Linked DNA regions of Mus musculus: all the other regions are linked to region 5. Evidence: chromatin loops called from intact Hi-C (ENCODE). Cell type or tissue: gastrocnemius. All regions are shown on one strand. Each heading gives the region's core, and the rest is flanking DNA. Links, peaks and the distances in the headings are about the cores only.

Evidence for each region. A loop is a pair of places that touch in the nucleus more often than their neighbours do. Peaks named below come from ENCODE experiments on the same cell type or tissue, not always from the same donor. Only the 100,000 strongest peaks of a DNase experiment are listed, where the experiment ranks them.
Region 1: a loop joins it to region 5, with 7 times the contacts of the local background. A loop is called at or near these places in 16 of 42 quality-filtered maps.
Region 2: a loop joins it to region 5, with 2.9 times the contacts of the local background. A loop is called at or near these places in 5 of 42 quality-filtered maps.
Region 3: it touches region 5 in a loop (12-fold over the local background); 33 of 42 quality-filtered maps call a loop at or near these places.
Region 4: it touches region 5 in a loop (5-fold over the local background); 26 of 42 quality-filtered maps call a loop at or near these places.

Annotation. Positions count from the first base shown.
Region 1 is chr7:114,497,146-114,502,145 of GRCm38, forward strand. It overlaps Pde3b (phosphodiesterase 3B, cGMP-inhibited), which reads left to right. Exons shown (of 16, transcript NM_011055.2): 4 at 767-906. Among named protein-coding and RNA genes, the nearest start is that of Cyp2r1, 63 kb to the right of the region's middle. In gastrocnemius, for the core only: a CTCF peak has its summit at 2,358 (motif pointing right); no DNase peak of the experiment used is centred there.
Region 2 is chr7:114,291,793-114,298,034 of GRCm38, forward strand. No RefSeq gene overlaps it. Among named protein-coding and RNA genes, the nearest start is that of Psma1, 19 kb to the left of the region's middle. In gastrocnemius, for the core only: a CTCF peak has its summit at 3,090 (motif pointing right); DNase peaks (open chromatin) are centred at 1,019 and 3,160; H3K4me3 peaks cover 754 bases; H3K27ac peaks cover 1,879 bases.
Region 3 is chr7:114,729,133-114,735,374 of GRCm38, forward strand. No RefSeq gene overlaps it. Among named protein-coding and RNA genes, the nearest start is that of Insc, 14 kb to the right of the region's middle. In gastrocnemius, for the core only: CTCF peaks have their summits at 755 (motif pointing left), 2,750 (motif pointing right) and 2,952; a DNase peak (open chromatin) is centred at 732.
Region 4 is chr7:114,577,199-114,583,440 of GRCm38, forward strand. No RefSeq gene overlaps it. Among named protein-coding and RNA genes, the nearest start is that of Cyp2r1, 17 kb to the left of the region's middle. In gastrocnemius, for the core only: a CTCF peak has its summit at 3,385 (motif pointing right); a DNase peak (open chromatin) is centred at 3,381.
Region 5 is chr7:114,815,067-114,821,308 of GRCm38, forward strand. The region is part of intron 7 of Insc (INSC spindle orientation adaptor protein); the gene reads left to right. Among named protein-coding and RNA genes, the nearest start is that of Gm24982, 14 kb to the right of the region's middle. In gastrocnemius, for the core only: no CTCF peak of the experiment used is centred there; DNase peaks (open chromatin) are centred at 2,659 and 3,159.

The DNA of each region.
Region 1 (5,000 bases), core at 1-5,000, 320 kb before region 5:
ATCGTTTTTTCCTTTTTTATTAGATATTTTCTTTATTTACATTTCAAATGTTATTCCCTTTCCTAGTTTCCCCTCCAAAAATCCCCTATCCTCTCCCCTTCCCCCTGCTCCCCAACCCACCCACTCCCATTCCTGGTCCTGGCATTCCCCTATGGCATAGGGCATGGAGCCTTCACAGGACCAAGGGCCTCTCTTCCCATTGATGACCCACTAGGTCATCCTCTGCTACAAATATAGCTAGAGCCACAAGTTCCACCATGTATTTTCTTTGATTGGTGGTTTAGTTGCAAGGAGCTCTGAAGGTACTAGTTAGTTCATATTGATGTTCCTTCTATGGGGCTTCAGACCCCTTCAGCTTCCTGGGTACTTTCTCTGGCTCCTTCATTGGGGACCCTGTGTTCCATCCTATAGATGACTGTGAGCATCCACGTCTGTATTTGCCAGGCACTGGCAGAGCCTCATAGGAGACAGCTTTATCAGGCTCCTGTCCACGACCATTTTTTAAGCTCTGATTTTTTTCACTCTTGAAACTATGAATAAAATGTAAAAATGAAAAAAGTGTAGTTTGTCATAAGAGTTCAGGAGCTTTTGATTAAGAATAAATAGTTAACAATGTCAAATGTGGAAATTGGAAGTGGAAGTAGAAAGTTGGAAGATTTTCAAAGTGAAGTTTGTTTTACCTGTACATATTATATTATTTGTGATGTGCCACTATATGCAACATATTAAAGGATGATAATTTAGCTGTTTTAAAATTATTTGACAGGGATTGAGTGGCAGAACCAGTTTCCCAACTCCACAGCTGAGGAGGAGCTCTGGAGCCTCATCGTTGCTGACTAATGAGCACTGTTCAAGGTGGGATCGCAGCAGTGGTAAGAGGTCTTACCAAGAACTCAGTGTTTCAAGGTAAAACTCTGAGAACCTTTTCAGTGTAAAGCATCCCCTCTTTTTGGACAAGGTTTGAAGTAGTTTTAAAATCAAGAAAGAACTGTTGCAGTATGTTTAGGACAGTGTAGGCAGTAATTCTTAAAGGTGGTAAAGTCTGAGAAGGCCCCAAATATAAAGACTATATTCAGACTCTAGCTAGTGTTTTAGTTCTCGTGTCAGTCAGTGAAAACAATGGAATGAGATAAAGTGTTGGAAGTTAACTATAAGGCTAGAGAAATACAACTCTAGGGGTGATGCAGGCTTCTAAAGAGAGAGTGGCACTATAGATAACTTGAAGGGCAAGTTTTAACGTGAGAGAAGTATTGCTCAAAGTATTATTCCATAGAAAAGAAACATCAGGGAATCCCAGAAATGGTTGGAGTTTTCTTTGGAATGGGGTTTCTACCTTTTCTGTTTTTATGTGGGTTTTCAGATGCATGGTAGAGACAGACAGTTTTGGGTTACATCTTGTTTTTGTTGAACCTGTGTAGCCTACTTTATCAATAATAGTTATAATCAAGAAACTATTAAAAAGAAGGTAACAAGTTATCAAAGCTTAGGTCAGCTGGGTAGAGAGGATGTTGGAGCCTTTAAAAACCATATCCATGAGTTGGCTTCAGTTCTCAATAGTTCTCAGCTTTCCTAATACAGTGACCCTTTAATGCAGTTCCTCATGTTGTGACCCCCCAATCATAACATTATTTTTGTTGTTACTTTATAACTATAATTTTGCTACTGTTATGAATAATAGTGTTAAAATCTGTTTTCTGATGGTCTTAGGTGACCTCTGTGAAATGGTCATTTGACTCCTAGAGGGTCGTGATCCGCAGGTTGAGAACCACTGGCCTAGGGCAACTAAAATCAATTTAGCATCCTGGACCCTTCTGATCTCTACTGCAGAGGATCCAACCTAGAGCACTGCCACATGCTAGGCACACTTTCTACTGTCAATGGTGGCGCATCTTTCAAATTTATGGAAGCAGTCACTAATCGATTGTGTAGTATGCCAGTTACTGACTTGGAAAGGACAAATTATGTTCTTCAGACTTATCATCATAGTTGCTAGTTTAAGGTGGCAAAAATGTTCCAAATCCTGTTTCCACATACATATTATATAATCCCTTGAGAACTGGCTTGAAACGAAAACTGCTAAATCAGAAATCACAATTAATTTAACTGTGAGGCTGGGAAAATACAGGAACTAAAAATTTATGAATATTAATAAGTAACATTTCCCCAATAACAGAGGACTCAGTTCTTATTCTGAAAGCCATGAATGACGGATAGAACCTTCTTTTCAGTCATTTATCTGGGTTAGTAGAATTGTAATGAATGGAAATTCCATGTTAGGCCACACTATCTTACAACTGAGCAGGAGTCAAGCTAAACTTTATTTAGTTTGAACTGTGTAAAATTACACATTTGAGACAGTAGATGGCAGGATTGATACATAGCTGTTCATATGTTAAACTGTTAAGATTTATATGTGAAATATTCTCAGATAATTATATTTTCCACATTCTTTTATGGTTTGTTAACTTGAATTTTGTTGTGTTTGATCAAAATAATTCCTTTCTCATAAAACTTTTAATGTATAGAACAGTAGAATCAAGTATGAATAATTTATAGTACAGAAGAATGAGAAGCTGCAAAAATTTTGCCTTGAATGTAAACATGATAGCTTTTTCTCTAATTTATTTAAAAGTATTTTATAGCTTTATATCATCAAGAATAATTAATTTTTATTCATTTTAATTGAATTTCCTATACCACTAACTACATTAAATTCACTTTTTTTTTTTTTTTTTTCTGAGACAGGGTTTCTCTGTATAGCCCTGGCTGTCCTGGAACTCACTTTGTAGACCAGGCTGGCCTCAAACTCAGAAATCTGCCTGCCTCTGCCTCCCAAGTGCTGGGATTAAAGGCGTGTGCCACCACCGCCCGGCTTAAATTCACATTTATTTGTATAAAACATATTGCAAGATTGACAACAAAACAAAACAAAACCACCTTCCTTGTTGCCTAGTGTGAGCCTTTGACAACTTTGAAGACTATATGTTGAAATTCAGTGTTCTAAGTCTCTAAAAATAGGACAAATCTTGCTGGAGGGTTTTCAGGGTTATTTCTCCCTGAAAAAAATTATATTGTGGAGAACTTACTGTGAAACTCCTCAATACTCGACACGTTGGCAGTTTTTGCTTTTGATGAGAACACAGGAACATAATTTAATTGAAATATAAAGTACACTCTACTTTTTTGTTTGTTGGTTTGTTTTGTTTTATTTTATTTTTAGTAGAGCTTTAAAATCTTGGCTCTTACTGTGGTACAAACTCAAAGTAAGAATAATTTTTAGACATTGGAATTCATTGTAGTAAGGCTGTACTTCAGTGTCCCTCACATCACCAAAGGATTTTACCTCCATAGTAGCTAAGCTAAGAGTTGACAGTTCTGCTGCGCCAAGGGATGAATTGTAGACATGATTATTTGGATACAGATTTCCTGCAATGGTCAAAGCTACTTGACTTGAGTGATTGTATCATTCTCAGCCCACTGGGAACAGGTTACATTCATTTAAGAAATGGTGTGTGTATTAAGATGGTCTATCCATAAAGTCATTCATCAACTGTTTCAATGAACAGTGTTTCTGCTTAGAGGGTGGCACAGACATTAGGTGAGGGTAAGATTCTGGTTCGTTAGCTGTGAATGATTTTGAAAAGTATTCATCTCAGAAAAAGAGTAACTTATAAGGTCCTTTTCTTCAAAATTGGTACAGTAATTATAAGCAAAACATTCAGTTTCACTCTTTATTGTTCTCTTACAAGCCACCTCCCAAATTAATTGTCTATATTTCTTTGGCTGTATAAATAACTTTGAAATATGTTAGCTGTTCTGAAAACCACAGTATAGGGTAAAAACATCAAAGAAACAATCCTACTAATAAAGAGGCTGAGATAGGAGAAGCATGCTTTCAAGACCATTATATGGCACACAGCAAGACCCTGACATGTACAAACAAGCAGAAAGTGTATATGGATTGTACAATATTGGATCTGTTTCTCCAATTAACAAATTAGAGAGGCTGGATGATAGCCAACAAATTTCTAATTCCTCATATTTTTGAATTTCAATTGATTAGGATATGTTGGTAATATTAATTTTCATATTAAGAGACATTAAGGAAAAGTGATTGTTACTGTTATTTTTGTTGTTAGAGGTGGAATTATGTTTGTGTGGGTTTGTTGAAAGATTACTTTCTTGCTTTTTCTAGGGTGCAGTTTCACCCCTTGTGTCTGTGTTTTCCATCTATTTTCCTTTGTAGGGCTGGATTTGTGGAAAGATATTGTGTAAATTTGGTTTTGTCATGGGATATCTTGTTTTCTTCATCTATGGTTATTGAGAGTTTTTTGGGTATAGTAGCCTGGACTGGCATTTGTGTTCTCTTAGGTCTATATGACATCTGCCCAGGATCTTCTAGCTTTCATACTCTCTGTGAGAAGTCTGGTGTAATTCTGATAGTTCTGCCTTTATATGTTATTTGACTTTTTTCCCTTACTGCTTTTAATATTCTTTCTTTGTTTAGTGCATTTGTTTTGATTATTATGTGACAGGAGGAATTTCTTTTCTGGTCCAGTCTATTTGGAGTTCTGTAGGCTTCTTGTATGTTCATAGGTATCTCTTTTTTTAGGTTAGGGAAGTTTTCTTCTATAATTTTGTTGAAGATATTTACTCGCTCTTTAAGTTGGGAATCTTCATTCTCTTCTATACCTATTATCCTTAGGTTTGGTCTTCTCATTGTGTCATGGATTTCATGGATGTTTTGGGTTAGGAGCTTTTTACTATTTGCATTTTTTGACTGTTGTGTCAATGTTTTCTATGGTATCTTCTGCACCCGAGATTCTCTCTTCTATCTCTTGTATTGTTGGTGATGTTTGCATCTATAACTCCTGATCACTTTCCTAGGTTTTCTAACTCCAGGGTTGTCTCCCTTTGTGATTTCTTTATTGTTTCTAGTTCCAGTTTTAGATCCTGGATGGTTTTGTTCGTTTCTTTTGCCTGTTTGGTTGTGTTTTCCT
Region 2 (6,242 bases), core at 662-5,661, 520 kb before region 5:
TCTGGCTAGCCTGGGTAACACTCCTCCCAGTTGGAACCAGTCCTCAGGGCTCTTTCCTCTGAAAGACACAGTGCACTACAGGCGCTTGGGAAAGAGTCTGTCCCCAGGAGAGGTGCACTATCACTGCCTCGATGTCATGGTTCAGAGGTTCAGTGCACCCTTCTAGAAAATAAGCCCAGACCACCCACATGCCAAGAGCAGAAAGCACACCAGTTCTGCGTGTCAATGTCTGTTTTTCAGTTCCATAATTGCTTTCTCACTAAAAATTGATGCTATTTGGCTTGCAATGGGACAATAAAATACTAGCACCATAGAGGAAATGTGAGAAAAAAATGTTACAAAAGCAAAAAGGGAACCAAGTGTGGCTAGACGTCAGCCTTTCCTCTTAGCACGTCTGAAGATAAGCCCAGCTAAAGAGGAAGACTGGTAAAAAGGAGAAAAAAAGATTAAGTTGTCTAGTGTTGGTTATTCTTTTTAAAGAATTTTTTTTAAAAGTACACTTTAGCTTTGTGAAAAGAAATTTACTTTCCTTTCGTGGGAGAAAGCCAAACTCAGGAGACCATTCCCAGGGTCTAGTGTCTAAGTTGGCATAAAACATACAAGTTGATACATAACAAGTTTCCTCCCTTAAATAAAATGCTCTATTTTCTCTACTTTCTCCATCGCCATGAAGGCTTTTTTTTTTTTTAAGAGCATCATTGCATAAAATCCTTTGACCAAATTTCACAATGCTCGTCTTATGCTAATAAGTCTTTATTTAGTTTCAGTCTTTCCAAACAAGCCTGCAAGTTTCTGACGCAGCACACAGCACGTACTCCTCTGGTCTTCACTGTCCTCTGTCCCTTGACCCGCTATGGAAATCTAGTTCAATCTTTTCACTTACAAAGGTGAAAACAGACCCTGTGTCCAGGGAGCTTTTTTTTTTTTTTTTGGTTTTCGTGCGGGGTGGGGGAGGGTCAGTGTTCACAGAACTGTGCGAGCCTCTCTGACCCAGGAAGGAGACTGGCCACCAGCCAGCCTAGCTGCCTCAGGAGCACTTCAGTTTCCTTGTGGCTCTCACTGACACAGTCCCTGCCCAGCCGGCCTGTGACTATTTAGCAGGGGTTTGTGAGCTCTGATACCGCTTCCTAACTGTCCACACTCGCCTTTCCCACATCGTGGTGCCTCTTGGAAAGCGGGAACTCCGAGTCCTGCTAAGGTGAAAAGAGTTGGAGTCCTGACCGTGGAGCCCCTTAGGATTTTCTCCTTTCCTTGAGAAGAGGGCTGTTCATTTAAAAGGATGCCAACATGTTCTATGGGGAGTACGCAGAGAATTTAGCATGATTTTTGGCATCAGGGTGGCTGGTTTCCGTTCGTCAGGAGAATATGCTATCTTCATTGTGTAAATATCTCATAAGTGCTGTCGTTTGTTGTGCGTGTATTTCTAAGAACTGAACCCACCACTCAGCCACACTCCCATGGCCCACAAAAGCGTTTTAACTTATTTTTTAGGCAGGACTTTGCCAAATTGCCCAGGCTATCCTTGAATTCTGATCATCCTGGGATTCCAGGCTTGTGCCACTTCACTTCATATATAATGGAGGGTGTGTGTGTGTGTGTGTGGGGCATAGCTTACCTTTATCAATATTTTTACCATGTGAAAATAGATTCCAGAAATAATTAAATGCATTAAATTGCTTTAGGACTTGCAGCTAAAGTTTTTGAAATTATAAATTATCTCTCATTTTAAAAGAGACTCAGCCTGTCCTCATTTTTAAATCTTCTATAATATTACCCCCACCTACCAACCCCAGAGAGAGGGACTTGCTCTGTTTGTAGACCAGCCTGACCTTGAACTCATAATTCTCTTTTCTTGGCCTCCCAAGTGCTGGGCCTACGTAAGTGTGCCACTATGCCCTGTGACATTTCCTTTCAAAAGGCAAAGGACAGGGAGTATACAGTTGTAGAAGTGCCTTTAAAGGACAAGGGTAGATCCCTTGTTGTGTTTTTCTCATTTTTGTTCCTTTTGATGACTTGGGTGATAATCACTCAGTTGCAAGCTTTCTTTTGTTGCTAACATTACCTTAACCGTCTCCTCTCCTCTCTCATTTGGGGTTGTCCAGAACCCAGCCATCTAGCCCACTTTATCTTCCAAAAGCTGGCAATCAGCCTTACCTGAAAACAAAACAAGACAAACTTGCCAGTTTGTTGGTAGCTTGTTGAAGGTAATTGACTACTTTTCAAGAGCTGGTTTCCTTCCCGTATTGTGTCACCTTTACCCCCGCTGTACTCCTCAGAGCTCTGGCTGAGTCTTCCCTCAAGTCCCAGAGGATGGCTTCCTCTGGGGAAAACAAAAAAACAAACAAACCAGAAGCAGCCGGTTTTACTGACTTGACATAAGTAAGGAAGCTGCAGGGCTCTCCACTCAACATCTGCACAGTAAATACCAGCACAAAAATGGGAGCGTCTTTGGACTCAACCTTTCTCACCCATTTTACAGGAGAGGAAAGTGAGGTTCGGAGAAACTGACAGTGTCCGCCTCTAGAGCAGGAGTTCTCCTTCTCTGTGTCAAAGATCACATGTGGTCCCTAGGAAGAATATTCTAAAATTTTATTTATTTTTCTTTTAACTTTTTATTGATTCTTTGTGAATTTCTTACCATGCACCCCAATCCCACTCATCTCCTGGTCCTTTCCTACCTACCCTTGCTACATTGTCCCCCAAAGGAAATAAAAAATAAAAATAAAAAGTAAAAACAAAACAAAACAAAAATGTCTCATTGTGGAAGCTGTAGTGTGTTATGGTGTGTTCCACACCATACTCCTTTGTCCACACATCTTCACTTGCAAATGTTCAGTGCAGTGAGCCATTGGTCTGGTTTGAGGCTTCTGCTACACTATCACTACTAGATCCTCATGAGAACTCCTTGGATAGTCTGTCATTGCCCTGTGTCATGGAGGTCCTGAAGCTTTGGTTCTGCAGAACCAGGGCCTTCGTGCTCTCCTGCAGTTTATAGATGGGGTAGATTCTGGGGCAGGCCAATTCAAAGCCCTGGACCTGGGTCTGGGTGGTAGCTGATCTGGTTAGCCTGCTTGCTCTTGGGCATCCACACCACTAGGGGGAGCTCTCCAGCACTGGCCCTGCTAGCTCACCCAACGCTGCAGCCATCAAGGGACTGGGCCAGCTGTCCTTCTCACATAACCTCCGGTCTGGCTCATCCTTGCCTTTGCCACCAGCGTTAGTTCAACTGTGCTGCCCAGGCGATGTGCAGGACCAGCTCTCCAGAGTGTTGTGGCAGTTGATGGGTGGGGCCAGCTCTCCTGCTAGCTACAGGTGGCAAGGGGTTGGGAGGCATCTCTTTAGGCCCATGATGTTGTGTGGCAGATGAGGGGTGGTGCCAGCTATCCTTCATCTATGCCACAGAAACAGCTTTCAGGCGAGGGGCAGGGACAGCTTTGCACAGTGCTCAGACCTCAGCCTGGCCCCTGGGGGCAGCCCGGACCATAATGGCCTTTGGTAGTAACATGGGCCTTGGCCATCAACACAGCCCTGACTGCAAGTGCCTTCGGTGACAGTCTGGGTCAGGATGTCACTAAGGCCTCAGTAGGCCACCCAGATCAGTTTGGCCCCCAGTGTCAGTTTGACCCCCAGATATCAACATGGTCTCAGGCAGCAGCCCAGACCACTGTCATCTGGAGGGACTGTGGTGGCACCATGGGCCACAGACATCAGCAGAGACCCGCAGCTACAGCAGCCAGACCCAGACATCAGCACAAGCTCTTCATGTCTACTTGTCCTTCACTGCAGTATCATCTCCAGTATCGCCTCTTTCCACAGTGTGTAATCCGCCCAGCTTTGCTTTCTCTTCCATCTCTCCATCCTGGCTTCCATCCCCCCCATCTCTCTATCACTTATTTGCTCATTATAGTGACACCTGCTTCAGGGTCTAGGTGGGTGCTTGGGTGTCTTTCTTCCAGTCACCCCAGGCCTCAGGACTGGGGGGCAGCTAAATTCAAGTACTCTTAAGCAAGTGCTCATACCCACTGAGCCATCTCCTCGGCCCACAAATTAATTTTTCTTTTGAGATAGGATCTCACTTTACCTTTGGACTAGAACTCACTATGGCACCCACTCACATTGGCTGGGCTCTCTCCCATCAACCACTGATTAAGACAATAGCCAACAGGCTGTCTGCATACAACCTAAGTCATTTCTCACTTGAGGTTCCCTTCTTTTGGATGATTATAGGTGGTGTCAAGTTGATATAAAACTAGCCAGCATACTATGTAAGCCAGGCTGGCCCAGTACTCAGAGAGATATGCCTTCCTCTGCCTCCCAAGTGCTGGGATTAAAGGTGTGTCCTTTATGATGATACCTGGCCCTATACTAGAACTTTTATGCTATAAGTAATAACATCATGGAAGTGAATGGACAGTTTGCAGAATGGGAGAAAACATTTGCAAATCATACATCGGATAAGGGCTTTGTATTTGAAACATATAAGGAGCTTTATAATTCAACAGTAGAGATAACTCAATTAAAGAATGGACAGCTTAGATAGTTCTTCATAGAAGATAGACACATGACTTTTAAGAACATGGAAAAATGTTAAACATTAAAGAAATGAAAACAAGACCCACAATGAGATGCTGAATTCATGCCTTCTATGCTAGTTATAATAAAAAGGACACAGGATAGCAAGTTTTGGAGAGGACACGGAGAAAGCAGAGTCTTTAAATACACGGCCAGTGATGAAGAGGGTATAACTGCTTTGAAGTACACTCCAGCTGTTTCCCGAAGGTTTAAACCTAGAGATACCACGTGACTGTGAAACTCTACTCCTAAGTATGAGCCCTAGGCAGATTAACAAGTACATATGACAACTTCCACACCAATGTTCTTAACAGTGTTGTTCATCAAGACCCAGAACAGATGCATCTACTTCACCCAGGGACACCCAGGCAGGAGTTAAACAGGCACTTATTGGCATTGTTAAAGACTTTATTATAAGCACATTTTGTGTGGGTATGGTGTGGACATATTTCTATCTGCATGTGAACAGGTACATGTACATATATGCATGTGGAGGTCAGAGCTTGAGCCAGGATCTCTCATTGGACCTGGAGTTCACTGACTCGGTTAGACTGGCTGCCCAGTGAGTACTAGGCATCTTCAGTGCTTAGAATTATAGGTGTGTGTCACTGTGCCAATGCTACAAGGATGCTGGGAATATGAACTAAGGCTCTCATGCTTGCACACCAAGTGCTTTAATGAGTGTAAGCTCCCTAGTCTTGTAAGCACCCACTTAATGTTTTATATGAATAATTAAAACCATCAAAAGATGATATTTGATGGTCCCTTCCCTTGCGCCTGACATTGTTCAGTGTGGAACTATTGACCAAGCACAGTCCTCGTGGCAGCCCAGCTATTTTAGACACTTTACAATTACTTGGAGTGTGCTCCAGCGTCAGGAAGACCCTACAGCCACAGCTGAGCACACACTCCAGTCATCACCCCACCACAAAGCCCACACCAGCTTCTGAAAGCTGCCTTCTAAGCAAAACAAGCCTTGGAGAACTTCTCCTGACCCTGTGGCACTTTTCACTGAAGCAAGTGCAGGATCGGTTCCCTTGGTGGTGATCTGTGACTGGTGCAAACAAGATCCTTCATTTGCATGAAAGACTATGCCATGGTTGGTGCGAATTCCCTAGCCACAGGCCCACCCCTTTCTCACTATATAAGCTGGGTCTGTGCTGATCCCCTGATGTAGCAGTATTAGGTCTACTAGAAACTCCTTTCCAGTAGTCTCTCTTGCCCACATTAGCTCTTTAGCACTGATGGGAAGGACTGAGTGGATGACACAGAGGAGGCAGTGGGGACCTAGCAGCACCTGTGATAAATGGCAGGAGGACAGCTGAATGCTTCCATACAGTGACAGGGTCTCTGTGGGGAGGGAGGGAATAGGTGGCAGAGTGACCAAGGCACTGAAGATGGGGCAGAAAACCACTGGGAGTTGGAGGGAGCTGGTGAGACTCACAGGACACAGGACGTGTTTCACCACACAGGACATGTATCTGAATAGCTAAAAAGTAGAAAGACTCAAACTGTCCGCTGACACATAGATTATAGATAGATTACCACATATAGATTATTACTTGGCAGTAAAGGGAACTAAAGTTTTAGTCTTCCAAATTAAGTATATAGTGATAATCACATAATTCTGTGAAAATCACAAAGCCAATGAATTGCACCCTCTGAGGGGA
Region 3 (6,242 bases), core at 536-5,535, 86 kb before region 5:
AGGGGGTGGTATTATTGTAACCTTTAAGGAGTGAGATCTGTGGGAGGTTCTTGAGTCATTAAGGCACCTGGTTAGATAAAAATAAGTATATTTTTGTAGAAACTTGGTTAGTTTGTGCAAGAGAAAATTGCTATAAAAACCTGAGGGAACTTCTGAGTTTCCTTTTTGTTTCCTAAATAGAACATGATTTCTTGTTTTTGTTTTGCCATGGCTATGCACCATGATGCTTAATGCTTTTTCTAATTGTTTATTGCTTGTTTCTGGAAATACAATTCAACTTGTATAATGATCTTGTTTTCTGAAGCCTTGATAAATGTGTTCATTTGCTCCTTAGGATTTTCTGTACATAAGATAGAAGATAATGCTGTCTACAAGTGAAAGTAGCTTTAGTTCTTTCCAATTTGTTTGGATGCCTTTTATTTAGTTAGTTTTTCTCATTTATTTCTTTGGCAAGAACATGTAATAGAACACTGGGTAGAAATCACAGATGTGAGCATTCTTGCCTTGTTTCCTTTCTTAAGGAGGGAGTTTTGAATATTTCACGTTAAGTGTAATATTGGTTGCACATCCTTCATAGAAGCCCTTTTTGGTTCTCTAAAGATTCTCATCTGCCATCAGAGTTCTGTGTGTCTTTAAGAGATAATTGCCTCTGCGAAGGGACATAGGAAGAATTAGAGATGAATCTGGGAGACTTGTCTTGGACCCTACAGGGCAGAGGGGATCCTGGTAAAGCAAGCTGACAGTGTGCTGATGCGCCCCCTGGTGGAAAAGAGACTGCAATTGGGGAGGAAATCTATTTTAACCCATCCCCCCAATCTTCAATTTTTGTAAAGTCTTCTCCCTATGTCTTTTAAAAATCTATATATCTCACATTTAATATAACTTCTACACAGCCACATAATATCTGGATTAAATTAAATCAACGGTCGTGTAAACATTCATATAACTATTTTACCTTTTTTTGAAGCCAATAAAATACTCTTGATAAATGCAAACATTTTTATGAGTCTTTGAAAAGAAAATGTAGGCACTTGGCTCATAGCTGCAATAATTGAGGAACAAGAAGATCACACACCTTGAATGGAGGTTTAGACCCATTGGGAGATACTTTTCGGTTCCTATGTAACTTAGTGTTTTCATCCTGAAAGGGTGTTGGGAGGTCAAGGAAGTAGAATTTTCATGAATGGGGTTAGTGCCCTTATCATGAATCCCAGGTCAGACCCTTTCTCCCTTCCATCACGTAAGAACACAACAAAAAGGTACAATCAGCGAAAACCCTGGATCTCAGTCTCTGATGTGCCAGCCTAAAGGTCAGTGCTGGAAAGTTGTTGCTTCCACCCAGCCAGGCTAAAGGATTTTGTTACAGTCCAAAAATTTGTCCGTTTGTCTGTTGGGTGAGTTCTCAACCACTGAGCCATATCTCTAGCCTACATGAGGTTTCTTTATAAACTAATGTACAAAACACAAAATTGTATAGGCTAATGGGATGCCGTGTGATATTTTAGTATAGCAATATATTGTATAAAATTTAAATCTGGCTAAGCATACCTGTCTCCTCAAATGCTGGACGTTCTTTACAATGATATAGCTGTCTCTTGTGAGACTAGGCCAGGGCCTAGCAAACACAGAAGTGGATGCTCACAGTCAGTTATTGGATGGATCACAGGGCCCCCAATGGAGGAGCTAGAGAAAGTATCCAAGGAGCTAAAGAGATCTGCAACCCTATAGGTGGAACAACATTATAAACTAACCAGTACCCCGGAGCTCTTGACTCTAGCTGCATATGTATCAAAAGATGGCCTAGTCGGCCATCACTGGGAAGAGAGGCCTATTGGACACACAAACTTTATATGCCCCAGTACAGGGGAACGCCAGGGCCAAAAAGGGGGAATGGGTGGGTAGGGGAGTGGGGGGAGGGTATGGGGGACTTTTGGGATAGCATTGGAAATGTAACTGAGGAAAATACACAATAAAAAATATTTTAAAAAAGAAAATATTCAAAACTCTTTTTCTAGCTTTTTGAAATGTGCATTAGAATTTTTAAAAGGCCAAAAAAAAAAAAAAAAATACTGTCTTCTCTGATTTTTCATCATTTAAGCCTCATCCAGGAGTTGAATCAGTCTGTGCTTCATGGTTTATCTTAGCTTCCCTCTGTGTCAAGTACAATATTTCTTATCAGGCTTGATCTTCTGCCAGGCAGAGGCTGTTCCATTTGCCTCCCTGTCCTCCCTGCTCCGTGCTGTCGGTGCGGCTCTATTCTATGTGAGCTGGGTTATAAAAACTGGCACGAGTTTGCAGAAGCTTGCTTCATGCATTCCCAGGAATCCTCATAGCTTTGGGTTGTGCCCAAACCAGTCTGGGGTCAGTCACCTTGCTGGTCCCCACTCTTGCTGTCTTCGTGCCATTGGGTTACTGGTAAGGAAGCGTGTAAACCTCCATTCAAGGTGTGTGATCTTCTTGTTCCTCAATTATTGCAGCTATGAGCCAAGTGCCTACATTTTCTTTTCAAAGACTCATGAAAATGTTTGCATTTACCAAGAGTATTTTATTGGCTTCAAAAAGTGGTAAAATAGTTATGTGAATGTTTACACAATCGTTGATTTAATTTAGTCCAGATATTATGTGGCTATGTAGAAGTTATATTAAATGTGAGATATAGGTAGATTTTTAAAAGACACAAGGAAAAGACTTTACAAAAATTGATGATTGGGGGGTGGGTAGCATATTAAAATAGCCTTCCTCCCCAATTGCAGTCTCTTTTCCACCAGGGGGCGCATCAGCACACTGTCAGCTTGCTTTACCAGGATCCCCTCTACCCTGTAGGGTCCAAGACAAGTCTCCCAGATTCATCTCTAATTCTTCCTATGTCCCTTCGCAGAGGCAATTATCTCTTAAAGACACACAGAACTCCGATGGCAGGTGAGAATCTTTAGAGAAGGCTGGAAGGTTGCTGTTGTCTGGGAGGCTTTGCCTGAGAGGCCTGAAATGGAGGTGAGACTGCGCTGTGCAGTCTTGATTAGCCCAAAATGACAAAGGCTGGGGCAGGGGCGGAGGGGGGGCAGATGTGGGTGCAGGGGATGGAGGGATGCAAAAGTGGGGTGCATCCGCAAAACGAGTGAGTTCCCTACATTTTGACAGGGCTTCTTGCCTCCTGGGTGTATCTTAGAATGCTGTCTGGGCTCAGAAGAGACTTAGTGACCTTTTGGTTGGAGCTGGGGAGTGATTTGAAGGCAAAAATAGGGACATTTGTGGAAGAGTTAGTCGGGATTGAGTGTAGAAGTACGACTGAGGCTTGCTTTTTAGTTAAAAAAATTAAAAAAATTAAAAAGTTTGGTTTTCTAATGATAAATTGACACATATATTTGATACACAAAATTGGAAAATTATAGGAAAGGAAATAAGCTTTTGTTCTTTGGTTATCATATCACCTAGAGAAATCCACCATTACCAGTTTGGTATAATGGTTGGGGAAGATGTACATCATCGGTACAGCTATTACAAAGGAGTGCAGAGGTTCCTTAAAAAGAAAAATACACTAAGTCTCAGTAGCCCAACTACTGTGTTCATGTCCAAAGGGGATGAAGCCAGTGTGTGGGAAGGACATTTGGCCCCTGTTCACTGCAGCTGGTCCTTTAGCAAAGCTAGGGAACACTGAGTGTCATCAGCAGATGAGATGATGAAGAGGTTCAGATACACAAGGAATGCTATTCAGCCACAAAAGGATTTGGTCCTGTTACCAGTGACAGCATGGGTAAAGGTAGGGGACATGACGCAAAATAAAATAGATACACATAGACAGACGGGTCACAGGACCCACTTATATGTGGAGTCTAGAACAGCTGATCTCATGAAGTCAGGAGTAGAACAATGGCCACCATCAAGGTAAAGCTGGTCAAGGACAGAAAGTTGTAATCTCGCAGAAGGGTGAGTTTTGCTGCCATTACACAGAGTGGGCCGAGTTGGCACCATCACTGTGTGTGTGTGAATGCCTTACCATAGAGAAATATTAAAGACGCAAGCTGGATGGATGTGCTAGTAACTATGATACACATCAGCGAATGTTTCAAAACATCAGATTGTCTTGCTAAATGACATGCATTTGTACAACTCTTCTTTTAATTTTAAATAAAGTAAAGAAAAATTGAACAGATTATCTTTGTAGCAGATAGGGGTGTACAGGAAGATTTTAAAAAATATCTTATGTACATATTTACAAAAAATAGATCATATCAAAGCTACTTCTTGCTGGGCAGTGGTGGCCCATGCCTTTAATCCCAGCACTTGAGAGGCAGAGGCAGGCGGATTTCTGAGTTCGAGGCCAGCCTGGTCTACAGAGTGAGTTCCAGGACAGCCAGGGCTACACAGAGAAATCCTGTCTCAAAAAAAAAAAAAAAAAAAAAACAAAAAACCAAAAAACCAAAAAACCAAAAAACCAAAAAACAAAAAACAAAAAAAAACAAAAAAAAAAAACAAAAAAAAAAAATCAAACCAAAACAAGACAAAAAAAAAAAAAAAAAAGCTACTTCTTTGAAATCTGCCTGTGATGGTTAGTCTTAATTATCAACTGGACAGAATCTGAAATCACTGGAAAACAGGATTCTGAGAATGGCTGTGGGGATTATCTCATAGATCCTGGATAGACCTGCTCACTGTGGGTGGTGCCATTCCCTACCTAGGATCCTGGACTGTGTAAGTGAAGAAAGTGAGTGGGCAGAGCTGCAGAGGTGTGTGCCACTTTCTCCTTCTGACCGTGGTTGTGATGTGACCAGCTGCTGCAACCTCCTGCTGCCTTCATGTCCCCACCCTAATTGATGGCACTCTTGAATTGTGGGCTGGAACAAATCCTTTCTCCCCTAGAATAGCACATCCAGCAATAGGAAAAGAGCTGAAGAGGCTCCCCTTCTCAGTGTATATTTTTTCTGTTCTATTTTGTGTTCTTCTATTTTTCATTTTTAAAATTTTCTTTTCACTTTCTATTAAAATGTGTGCCAGCATTAAGTTATTCAATCCCTTAAACACATAGAAATTGTTTTCAGAAATTCATAAAAATACTGTAATAATCATATGTGGAACAAAATTCTTCCAAAATAATCATCGTTATTCCTTTAGGGAATGTAATTGGGCACAATCTGGGATCTTCTTAATTTAATTTATATCTACTGTGATACCAAGTCTTTTTTTGGGGGATGGGGGGTTCGAGACAGGGTTTCTCTGTATATCCCTGGATGTCCTGGAACTCACTTTGTATACCAGGCTGGCCTCGAACTCAGAAATCTGCTGCCTCTGCCTCCCGAGCGCTGGGATTAAAGGCGTGTGCCACCACGCCCGGTACCAAGTCTTATCTTTCCTAGTAGTGGCACTGCCTAGTGAAATGACTTATAGGCAATGCACCATTTCGCATTCCTACTTGTGTAGTGTAGTTGTCGGCTCCAGCTTCACCATTTAGATACGGGGCCACGTTCTGAATGAGTTTGAGAATGTGCAGATTCAAGAATAGAGAGAGCTACATAGGTCATACCCATCAGCAGCAGGCTCTCAGGTTTATGAACGGGCAGAACAGACTGGGGGCAATATCAGCTCAACATGGAAGTACTTTTAGTCACATCTACTTAGGGTAACACAGGGTCGGTCTCAGAAAGTGATAGTCAGCCTGTCCTTGGAGGTGTCCATCTTCAGAATGTGCTAGAGAAGTTTTCAGCAACTGGACTAAGGACCTTCAAGGCAGAAGGTAAACACACAGTCATATGATTATCTCATTTTAAATTTCTTGAGTCCAAGAGCCTTAATTAGGCCTTTAGTGCTGCCTGGAAATCACATTGTCATATTACATGCCTATAGTCATTCGCTTTTCCACTTACTTCCATCTCCTGCTGTCTCCTCATCCCCAACCTACTCCGTCACCCGTATTATTTCCTATTTCCCCAAGAGAATAGTATCCATCAGAGGAGAGCTCTCACAGATTTTCCCCAAATACCCAGGGTCGTCTGCATATGTGCTCTTCTTTCTATGATGGACATCATAAATCTTCTGTGCTCCTAACTGTCTTTGCACCAGATCTTTCTCTATTACTGGTCTGTGAACACTCAAAGTCCAAGACTTTGCCCTAATCACAGTTGTACCTGGAATGAAGTTCATAAAGCCTGACCTTTGTTACTTAACTCTTGCGAGGCTGAATTTCATTCATAGCGAAGTCACCATGTTCTGAAGTAGCCATTGCTTGGGAATGTTTGTACTCTTGGATG
Region 4 (6,242 bases), core at 569-5,568, 240 kb before region 5:
ACTTCCAGGGGAGATTTCTCTAAGGCTGGAATGGATTCTGTAAGATAAGAGAGCTAGGGATGAACAGCATTGATCTTTCCAGAGATCCTGGCTGTGAAATATATATGGGCATCTGGTCAACCTAGATTTCTTTCATACCCACAAGGAGACTTTATTTCACACTTGCTAAGGGAAGGTGAAGGCTTGCCTTATGGATTGGGACAAATAATGTCTGGGGTATCTCTAGAGAATGCATGTTAGTTATTGCAGGGCTGGTGAGGACATTCTTCTCTGGCCCAAATCTTTGCTCATCTTTAACCTAAAAGAGAGACCAGTCCTGTTCTCCCTTTCTTAATTAAAGATGTATGTGTGAACTTGCCCATTAGCAAGGGGGTTAGGAGGTTAAAAGCACTTGTTACTCTCTTAGTATCTCAGGACACACAGACACACAGACAGACAGACAGACAGACACACACACACACACACACACAGAGTCCTGAAGCTCACACACACACACACACACACACACACACACACACACACACACACACACACACAGTCCTGAAGCTTTACCTAAAAGAGGCCCCCAAACTCCGAACTTTCAGTGTCCTCCCTTCTGAGCACAGAGTACATTCTGTGCTTATGTTCTTGCTGCCTGTACTGACTCACAGAGACCATTTGTCATGGCTATTGCTGATCCTAAGCACACTCTCACACTCTGAAATGTGGGCTTGAAGCCCAGAAGAGAAACCACATGTACCCAGTTGTAGGAAGCAAGAGAAGAATCCAGTAAAAGAGGAAGGGTCTTAGTTGTATCCTTGGGCACCCCAAAGTAAAGGAGAACCATTACAAGCTGTAAGTGTTTCAAGCCTAACATTGTACACAGATATGAAATATGTCTAGTCTTGTGGGCATGTGTGCATCTAGTAGGTACCAAGATCCCTGTACTGCTAAGATCTAGGGCTGTTTAGTTTCAGGGCAAAGATATGCATCCTGCACTGTGGCCTGGCCCTGTGTTTAGTCAGCAGAACAATTTGGCCAGGTTTCTGGGAACTGGGAATCAGGAACCGAAGGGAGTTCTGGACTTGAAGGGTTTTCTGTAGGAGTTATTTTCTCTAATGACTCTTGCCATTGTCTTTTTATATTTATGGTTAAATGATACAACTCAGCCATAGGGACTTTCTATGTAGTTCCCATGGGGACAGGCTTCTCAACTCTAGCGTCTCCTAACCCCCATATCATAGTTTTTCACTTAACCGTGTTGGTCCCATGGAGTAGGCTCCTCACCAAATCTCACATGGCAGGTTTAGACGCTGTTGAGAAGGGAGCTGGTGGTGCTGCCATCTGTTTGTGATGTTAGACTGGCCGAGCAGAGCTGGGATTATTATGAAGACTCATTTTATGACCAAAGTGTGGCTTCCAAGGCCTTTGTCTGGTGTTTTAGGACCCCTTAGACCTAAACGGATACTTTTGGAAGAAAGAGACTGCTGTGTTGGTCATAGAGGAGGGCCAAATAAGACAGGGAGTGACCCATATTCAAAGCTCTATTAGGCACGAGGCCATGTCACATGTTTGTGGAGGGGCAAGACCAAGGTTTTTTTGTGACACTGAGTTAATGCATCTAGGGTCCTTAAATGGCTGGCTTTCTTTCTTTCTTTCTTTCTTTCTTTCTTTCTTTCTTTCTTTCTTTCTTTCTTTCTTTCTTTCTTTCTTTCTTTCAATAGTAGACCATACTAGCCTCAAACTCACATCTGCCTGCCTCTGACTTCTGAGTGCTGGGATTAAAGACATATGATGCTTTACTTGGCTAAATGGTTTTAATTTAAAGCATAGGATTATTTAAAAGTCATTGAGATTATTCAGTGTATAGGACCTGACCCTGTATTTACCATTCATCTCTTTTTGGCAAGTTGTAGGGAAACTTAACTTGTGACTTCCTTGGATTTGTGAGAGAATCATTATCAACTAGAAACATTTCCATGGAAAATATACCAATTAGATCCTTTTCTTTATTGTAAAACAACCTCTTAATCTAACATCTGTATGCAAAACAAGCTCATTCCAGTTCATCCTGTTCTTTTCTTTAAAAAAAAAAAAACTTTTAATTTTGGAATAAACCTAGATTTACAACAAAGTTTGGAGATCGAGAGTTCCTGAGTACTTGTCGCCTACTTTGCCATCTTCTATAACTATTTTTCATTGGTCTGAATCAAGTGAGTAATATCGGATGCTAACTACTAACAACATTCTAAGAGCCATTCGAAGTTTCCGAGTTTCTTCTCCAGTTTTCATTTTTATGTCCCAAGATCTAATCCAGCATGCTGCTTCACTGCAGTTTGCCATCCTGTTTCCATTGTTCTATAGCAGTTTTTCATATTTTTTAATGCTCCCTGTCCTCTTTTTAGTGAAATTAAGGATTTAGAGGAGTTCTGGCACGGCATTTTGTAGAATTTCCCCAATTTGGATTAGCTTAATGTTCCCCTCACATTTAGATTAGCATGGGGGTTTGGGAAGGAGCACCAGAGAAGTGAAGAACCCTTCTCATAACATCAACAGGGCTCGTCACATGTGGTCTCAGCTTCGTTCCTGAAAGCTCTCTGCACTGTCACATTGGTTTTCTCCATATTTTATCCTTTGGAAGCAAGTCATAAGTCAGGCCCACATAAGAGGAGGGCTTTAAACACCATCTACTGAAAGGGATAGTGCTAAAGGAACTATGCAGTGGCAGCCAGTTATGTTTGGTTTCTTTCATATAGCATTATGTTTTAATGTTTCATCCTAATTATAACATATGTCTTAGTATCTTATTATTTTTAATGGATGAGTACTATTCAGTTGTATAGACAAATTACATTCTGTGTAGCCTTAGTTCAGGGTATACATTCATTCACAAGGACTGGAATTAGTGTTGTCATGATCAGGCTAACATACCTAATTTTATAGTAATTGCTAATATGACTTTCAAAGTACTGTGTTCTGCAACCCTCTCTCATAAAGACAAAAAAAAAAATCCAACAGCACTTGACTGGTTTTTCAGTATGTTTAGTGCTGCATACTGGCAGTTTGGACCCTCACATTCTAGCAAGGTAGACGATAGTATTATTCCATTTTATGGACAATGAAGCTGAGGCAAGCAAGTTTAGATCACTTTAAAAGCCCAAACCTAGTAAACAGTAGAGCTGGGCATTGGGGCCTGGGTCATCTGGGTCCAGAGTTTCCTAACATACTCCTGTTGCTCATGGTGATCTGCAGAGATGGAGCAAGGGCTGAGGGAAGTGCATGGCCTGACTTGACGGAGGGTCCTGGACTTGCTCTGCGTTCTCTCTTTCTTTACCTTTCAATCAATTTGATTGCTTTTCTCTTCAATCTCTGAGTTAAAGGATTAAACCTTAGGCTGGTTGTTTTTTGCCACCAGATGGCGACAGAAAGCTATCTAGATAACAAGTGCTTGCTAGTGTGATTAATCCCTGAGGAGGAAACTGATGTGAACTCATGGAAATATTTCTCATTCCTGAATAATTAAGTTCAAGGGAAAGAAGTGAAGTCGCTAAGGCTTAATTGATGCAGAAATGCCTTAGGGATATTTGCTGGTATTCAGCACAATGTTGAAAAAGAGCTGGTGATGGTATATGCATTTGCTGTCTGAGAACCCAGAGGCAAAGAATTCACTGTTATTACATTAAATGGTGATAGCAATGACATTTTTAAATATTCTTTTTCAAAATAATAATGTTTTAAATGTTATCCAGAAGAGTCTTGGGTTTTGTCAAACCCCTTTCTACATATACAGAGACAACTGCATGGGGCATCTCTTTTATTCTGTTTAAGTGGTAAATTAAATTGACTTTTGGATGGAAAGACCAATCTGTATTTCAAGCACAAACACCATGTACAGGTGAGAAAGCACAGGCCGAGCAGTCCCCTCCCCCACGCTGTGGGAGCAGGAGTGGCCGAGGTGGGCTTCAGGGCCAGGCTGTCTAGTTCTGTGATTGGCTTCCTATTGCTCTTGCTGTTTGTCTAGGATTACATTTCTATTTGTGGGAGAATTTTGCTTCTAGTTTTCTTGTCCTGGTAATGTCTTCACAAGTTTTGGTGGGATTAGCTGGGAGGTTCATCGATGCTTCTCTAGGTTTTTGGTAGAGTATATTCCTTTCTTGAAGTTTGCTTTGTAGCCGGAGCCAAGCTACACATACACATCTTTGTCAGACAAGCGATTACTCATAGTTTCCATTTCCTGAGGTGTAAATTTTAGCAACTTGTCTGTTTTTCAGTAAATGTCTGTTTTGTCAAGGTTGGCCAAGTTATTGATACTGTGCTCTTCGTACCATTTCACATCTGTGTGGTCTCTGGTAGTGTGCCCTATTTTATGTTGATTAATCTAAGAAGCCACTTTGGGCTTCGCTGATTTTTTTTTCTGCTACTTCATTATTTTCTATTTTTATCTTTATTGTTTCTTTCCTTTGTGTTTGGTTTAATTTATGATCTATTTTTTCTAGTTTTTTTTTTTTTAAGATGGAAGTTGAAGTAACTCTTGAGCCTTCATTTGAAATATGCAGTGATTTTTTTTCCCCCATTGTTATCTTTAGTTGTTCCACAGAGCCCAACAGGTCATGTTTCCATTCTTCTTTCAGAACATTCTCTATTCTCATGGTGGTTGTCTCCTAGACACATGAGTTACTTAGAACTGCACTATTAAGTTTGTAGTTTATTTGTGTATTTTCTACTTTTGTTGATTTCTAAATTATCTTTTGTAATGATGAAAGAAATACTCTCACTTCTAATTCTTTGAAATTGAGAGTCGCTTTATGGTATGTGCCTCTTTTGGTAAATGTGTTAGGTCTACTTGAATAGGTACATATTCTGTAACCTCTCAGTAAGGCACATTGCCTAATGGTGTGGTCCAAGGCTCTTGTTGTTTTTGTTTTTTCTTGGTTGGCTACTGAGAAGGATGTGCTAACTTCCTCGACAATGTGCATTATCTTTTCTATTTCTGTTGTCTGTATCATGAAGCCACAGTCTACCCTATGACAGGCACAGAAAGTGTGAGGATTTTCCTGTTCCATGTGTTGTAGGATTTTGAGCTCTCCTGTATCACCTGTAATACTTCTTGTGTCAGGTTAGTTTATCTGATGCTGTGTAGCCATGCTCTGTGCATTGAGCTACTGTTTTCCTGGCAGATCCTTTCTCATTGGTTTGCTCTCGTATTTGTGAACAGGATATAATAGTGATTTTTATATAGTCATCTCTTTTGTTTGTTTGTTTGATAGAAAGTATCATGTAAGCAAACTAGTCTCAGACCTTATATAGCTGCAAATGGCATTGGATTCATCTTCTGCCTGTCACTCCAAAGCACAGGGCTCTAACCCTGAGCACCATGCTCGTGCTGGCCATTGTTTTAATTGGAATGTTAACTCCACTTAGCTTAAAAACAGTTCCTGATGTAATTGAGATAGTTTTCTGTTTTTGTTGGCTTTGTCCCATATGCCCTTTGTCCTGCGTGTTCTTCTCTCCTTTTCTCTTTGCTTTTGTGTGAAACAAGTTGTTAAACTTTATTCTTTCTTTTCTTTGCTTTTATTTGATTTTGATAATGATTCTGTTTGTCAAAACTTACCAAACTATTAATTTAAAATGAATACATTTAATCTTATGTGAATTGTATAGCCATCAAGTTGGCCAGAAGAAACAAATAGATGAGTTAAATTGTCAAAATAAAAAAGATCAAATTTAAATTTGTTTTTTAAAATGTTTTTAAAAGCTTAATTGATACATAATTTTGCATACTTATGGGTGATGGCATAATATTTTGAAACATGTGTATAATGTGTGATAATCAACTCAGAGTAATTAGCATATCCATCATTTCAAATAGTTATCATTTTCTGTGTTGGAAACTTCAAAATCCCCTCTCTTAGCTATTTTGCAGTATACAATTATTTCTTATCAACCATGGTCACCCTCTGGGCTAAATATTAGGATATACTACTCCTGTCTGACTGTGTTTTTACAGCTGACAGTCAATCTCTTTTTCCCTTTCCTTCAGAGGTTTCAGCGTCTGGGGTCTGTTTTTGTGGTCTCAGCATTTATGAGATTATTTGCCTTCTACGTATGAGAATGTACAGTGCCTTTCTGTGCTTGGTTAAGTTCAGTTAATATCTTCTAGAATTACCTCGGAGACATTTTTGAGATGCTGACTCAAGTGTTTTCCACACAAGTGTGAACTCTTGAGTTCAGTCCCCAGAGTCCATATAAAAAGGCCAGGCTCA
Region 5 (6,242 bases), core at 524-5,523:
GACATTTTCCTGATTTAAAAACACTGAAATCTCATGGGACTATTGTATGCATGGCACTTAGTGCACAGTGGGACTGAATTACAGTTTTCATGATTGTGGGCAGGGCAGTATTATTGGTAAGGGCTTTGGAAGAGACTGGACTCTGGGAGGTTACTGTTTATAGGAGGAAGTGATGTAGCCCTTCTGAAATAGGGACTACAAAGGGATTGTTCCCTTGGAGCTAGGCTCAAGGTGTTGGTTTAGGGAAGGTCTCTCTAGAAAGGCCTGTGGAGTCTTCCCTGTAGAAATCTAGTTTACTTCAGCCATAGGCTCCCTCTGTTTTGGTACCAGGATCAGTACACTTCTAGAAGTCAGCCATGCTTTTCCTGGTCCTTGGCAGATAGTCATGTCTTACTAACTGCTCCTGTGTTAGGCTCAGGGTAGAAGGCAAGCAGCTTGCTCCAAAGGCCAAGTGTGGAGAGCCCAAAAGTACAGCTAGAGTGGAGGCTGGCTTGTGACTTGAAGGAGGCTCCCTACTTCTAGAATTCCTGGATTCCTGGTGAAAGAGAACCAAAAAGCCAGTGGAGATTTAGTTCTAGTGGGTATACAGAGGTGCAGGGGAAAGCATTCATAGGAGATGCAAAGGACACTGTGGCTGGTCATTGATCTGTGGTACTTTGTGTCTCTAAGGAGCTCCATGCTCAGTGAATTAGGGGAGCCCAGAGAGATGGTAGTGTTCTCAGGACCACATTTGGGAGACCCAGATCCCAGAATGGAGTGAGAGCAGACACTCCCAACTCCCAAGGTTGACAGATCAGAGCTGCTCTCCTGACACCACAGACTGGCATTGTTAAGAACTGCATGGTTTGTGGAGGAAGAAAGAGTCCCAAGGAGATAGTTACTTCCCTCTGACTTTTGGCATCTTCTGTGCAATGAAATGGTTACCTCTCCTGGTGGAGGGTAGCAATACGCTGAGTCTCCAGTTGGAATCTGTGCATGGGACATATGCTGCCTATGTCTATCTTGTTTGTCTTACATGGTGGTCAAGAGAGACTCTGCATTGTCCCCCAAAGAGACTGGGGGCCAAGGATTTTGCAACAGCCACAGAAGAGTTCCAGGTGTGACTAAAGTAAGGGCCAGGTACTGCTGGCTCAAAGAATGGGACCAAGGATCAGGACTAGTGCTAACTGAACATATGGTTCAGATGAGGAGCTGGGTACCTGCAGAACAGAAAGGCACAGGTCTACGACTGTAAGAGGTTAGGAACTTTCCAAGCCCAGTGCTCAGCCAACTTTAGCCAGCTCTCAAGACAGTTCTAGAAATTTCCCTTTAGCCTTAGACAAGAGAAAGTCTCACTTCCCGAAGAACATTCTTTTGTTTCTACCCAATCACCCCCCCCCCTTTTGTGGGGAAATAAGGAGTTAGTTTACTTTGTCCTGGAGCCAAAGGGAGAGTTTAATGAAAATCGATAAAGAAATTAAGGATGATCAGGGGAGAGCAGAAGAGCTTAATTTCAAGTCCAAGGAAAAAGTCTCTGAGGTGTGGGTGGACGTGGGAAGGGAAACTGCGGCTTACATCACACGCCAGCTCACCTTTCACGCTCTGGGGTGCATGGAAAATAGAGACAGGGAGGTCTAGGCAAAGACCCTGGGCAGGAGGAAGTGGGCTCGGTGGTGGTAGCGGTGGGGAGGGCTCCATTGCCTGCTTACTAGAAGTCTCTCCCCACTGTGCTCTGCTCGGTGGTCATGAGTCAGAAATAGTACATTTAAAAGAAATTAAGCAGTTTCTCCCATCCTGTTGCCCTTTTGAATCTCACAGTTGTTATTCAAGTGAGGCAGGGAGTGGTGGCTACCTCCATTCCGATTTACAAAAGTTCAAGTAAGACTGACAAAGGTAGACAACAGGAAGCACAGGGCCAAAGTGGGAGCCCCGTGCTTGTCCTCTCTGTCCTCTCTCGTCCACTTAGATCCCTTCTCCCCTCCACGATTCAAAAGCAGCAGTAGTGGCCACAGTGTGCGGCCCTAGCACAAGGCAGCCAGCACAAGGCAGCCAGCGACTTACTTTGCTAGATCCAGTCCTGATAGTTACGTGAGGCTGTGTGGGGAGAGGGGCCTCTGGATGATTTGACCCACAGACCCTTCTTTTCTCAGGAGAAGCTCTTGATTAAGAGACGGGCTACTCTGAAAACAGACCCCCCAGATCCTGCCCTCTCCTCTCTGGGACTCAAGTCTTGCTTCCACCCTGTAACTGACAATGAATTCAGCTGCCCTGGGAACAGGCTGGGACTGAACCCAGCGTCTCAGAGCCACAGTCAGCTCTGACTGGAGCATGGCAGAGAAGGGGAAAACCTTGACCCAGTCTTCTCTGAAGAGTGTGACTCATTCCTTTCCCTTACAGTCTAACTTCAGTCTGTCTCCTGGGTAGGAGCAGAGAGGATTAAGGCTTGAAAGGGTGGAATCAAACCCCCACCCCACCCCCATTCCCATCCCGTGTACTTTCCCTCTGCTTTTACTAGGATATCACTGACATGGTGGGCCAGTACTGACCAGAGTGCCAGCTGGGAGCTGCAGCTTTCCTGCCAATCGGTTCCAACCTGAATTTGAAGCTTTGGAGCTGCAAGGCAGTCTGGATACCTAAGTGATTCACACTGGGGCTCTGTGGGACACCATGTGCTGTGCAACAGCGGCCCCTGGTGGACAAGAGCTCTACTGGCAGCCCTGCCAGGCCGCGAGGCAGCATTTTCCTGGAAGTGCTGTGGCTACTGGGCTACGGGCCCCACCATCAGCAGTTAGGACCAGAAAATATATCCTGAGACATACAAGGAGGGAGGGGGAATGGTTAAAATTCAAGACAACCAACGTTTCTTACAGGAATATGATCCTCTAGGTGAAAGATGCAGACAGATCTTGCAATCTACTGTACCCCTAGCCCCTAATCCTGAGGCTTCCCCAAAGGATCAGCTATGTATCTTTTACAGTTAATTAATTAATCATGTGTTATAGAGTGACCATGCACACGTGCCACGGTGCTCATGTGGAGGTCAAAGGACAGCTAGTCATCTTTCCTTCCATCCTGTGGGTAGAGGGGATTCAGCCCAGGCATCAGGCTTGGCCTCTGACTCTGCGCAATGTTTGTTGGGCAGAACACTCCTGTCTCCCAGGTCATGACTGAGCATGCTCCCTGCCACTCATCACCCTTTGGCGTGGGGGGTGGGGGGCTGGAGATGCTGTCACCCTTTGGCTTGCCAAGGAAATGGCTTGCATTTCTTTGCACAGACACAGACACACATACAGACACACACACAGACACACACACACAGACACACAGACACAGACTCAGACACACACACACACACACACACACACACACACACACACACACAAACACACACACACTCCTACCACCAGCCATGGGGCTGACGTGAGGTATAGCCTCTGCCAGCAGTTTCAGGGTCCTGTGTGAAGTGAAGGCAGCAGATGGAGGAGTGGGGCGGGTCCTTCAGCAAGGAAAGAATGGCTAACATATTTGAATATATTTCTGTGGGATATGAGCTAAGTCCCATTACACTCTAGGGCCTCATGCATTGTGCCAGATTCTCCTTTCTCTCTCCCTCTTCAGACTCGAATCATTGCATCTCCAAGCAGACAGAGGAACTGGTGGTCCAGGATGCATAGCCAGTGTGAGACAGATGAGATAAAGAGCAAGCAGTCAAGGCTGGGGATGCTTCCTGGGTAGAGGCTGCCACGCTGGCATTAGCACGGATGCCTGTTCTCTCGTGGCTAGTGGCTCTCTAAGGAACCAGAGGATGTTTCCCAATAGCATTTAGTAAGTTTTCTGGTAGCATGTGGAGTATGAATGGATTTTGTAAGACACAATGTGAAGTAGGAAAACGAGATGGTGCTGAGCTCTCTCGGCTGGGAACTCTGGTACCTGTCCCCTGGGTGTGTCTGTCCCCTGGGTGTGCGCGGATGCTTCCCGAGAAGCCATTGGAGCAGAACTTGCAGCCTTTTGACCCGGTGCCCTGCTTTGGAACGCTCCCTTCCTTCTCTGTGTGGGGGCAACCAGGGCTGAGAAGACTCTGGTCTGTGGATAAAATGTTACTTAGTGTGCATTTCTTCCAAAGGACTCAGGAAACACGGAAAATTCTCTGTGAAGATGATGCTAGTTCTGTGGTGAAGAGAGGCTGTACCTTAGGGGACATTACAAAGGGGAATTGACTGGGGGCGGAGGTGATGCTTCTGGCACACACAGCAATGTGATGCTGGGCTACCCTTTGGCTTTTGAGTGGAGAAGCGTCACTGGGAGCAGGGGACACAGGGCTTCTGGCAGCAAAAGGAAATGGGAGACTGTGAACATCTGTGAGCATCAGTGCAGATTGGGATGGAACTGAACCAGAAGCGTGCCCTTCCTTGGACATTCTGGTACTGACCGTGTAGAGCAAGTGATGGCGGGCCTGTTGATTGCCCACAGAGAGGGAAGGGCTGTGAGAAAAAAGATGAGGCTTACGGGGAAAGGGAGACAGACGGACAGAAAGACCTGTGGAGATGATGAGCGTGTTCAATTTTCAGAGCTGGGCTGGGGCCTCTTCTTAGATCAGTTCAGAAGCACAGATGAACATGTTTGTAGATTTACGAGACAGTCTCCTGCCTCTGACTTACTCAGGCACAAATTCATCTTTTATGATGATTTTGAAGTTTGTTTCTCTGATGAGTAACGATTCAGAGAACTGTTTCATATCCTTGCTGTCCATTTGGTTGTCTTGTGTTTTTTTTTTTTTTTTTGAAACGACAGTCTGAGATGTTTTCTCATTTAAAAACATCGGATCGTTTGTCTTGACTTATTGATTTATAAATTTTAAAATGTATTCTAGACACAAATCCCTTTTCAGATAGAGATGGCGAGAATAAATGTTGTCAGCCTGTGGTTTGCTTTATCTTTCTCTTAATGTTGTCATTTGATAAATAGAAAGTCTTGATTTTGTTAAGGTCCTATTTATTGATCTTCCTTTTTATAGTGAGTGCTGCTTCTGTCTATTTAAGAAATCCTTGCTTTCTCCAGAATGCTCAGGACATTCTCCTGTATTTTGTTTGACACTGTCCTTGTTTTGTTTCTGTTCTTGTGATAAAATATCTTGACAGAAAGCAGCTTAGGGGAGAAAGTGTTTGAGTTGGTGATTTTAGATTACAGTCTGTCACTGGGGGTTGGGCTGTCCCAGGGCAGGAGCTCTAAGCAGTTGGTGACATCATATAATCAGTCAAGGAAAGAGAGTATTGAATGCATGGATCCTTGCTTGCCTGCCCTCAGCTGGTTTCCTCCTTTGTTATATTGCTCAGAAGACCCTGCCTAGGGATTGGTGCCACCTAAAATGGGCAGTTAACAGTTAATCCTAAATCATCTACCAATCAAGGCAAATTCCCACAGACATGTCCCACAGGCCAATCTGGTCTAGAAAATTCCTTATTGAGACTTTCTTCACATGAAGTGATTCTTTTGTGTAAACAAAGTGATGGATATAGTCTGTCCTGTTAGTCTTTTTGGACCATCCTTTTACCAATATAACACTGAGTACCCCAGTCCAAAAAAAAAAAAAACCCTCAATATTGAATTGTACAAGTACTCTCTGTTCTTTAAGACGATATTGGCAAATCTTTAGATTTCTATATTCATTTTATAACCAGCTTGTTGGAGTCTACAAAATACCTGCCAATACTTTAATTAAGAGTTCGTTATATTTCTATATGTTTGACATCTCAAACAATTAAAACAATCTGATCAATGAACATAACGCACCTTACTCCTTAGTGTAGACTTTAAGGATTGACCCCTCATACATCTTTTAAATCTTTTTTCATAGCTATGGTTTATGGTAATGTAAGTGGTACTTTAAATGACCACTTTGGAAATCATCCTGCTAATACACAGAAAATATCCTTGATATTTTGTGGTTGTGCTAAATCTGCTTATACATTTTAGTAGAGTGCTGAGTGTTTCACATTTTTCTGCACATCTAAACCTCCTGTAAAGAACATAAAGAACAGCATAAAGAACAGCAGGCTTGCTTCCTTGCAACCAGTATTTCTTTTCTCGTGTGACTGCATTGGCGAGCACAGTGTTAGATGGAGATGCAGGTGATGGATCCCATTGTCTTGTTGCCAAATTCAAAGGAAGGCTAATGCATCATTGACTAGTTTGTTGCTGTGTATGATGCATCTTGAGGAAGTCAAGTTAGAAAGCAGGCACTCTCCAAAATCTGAAGGCTGTGT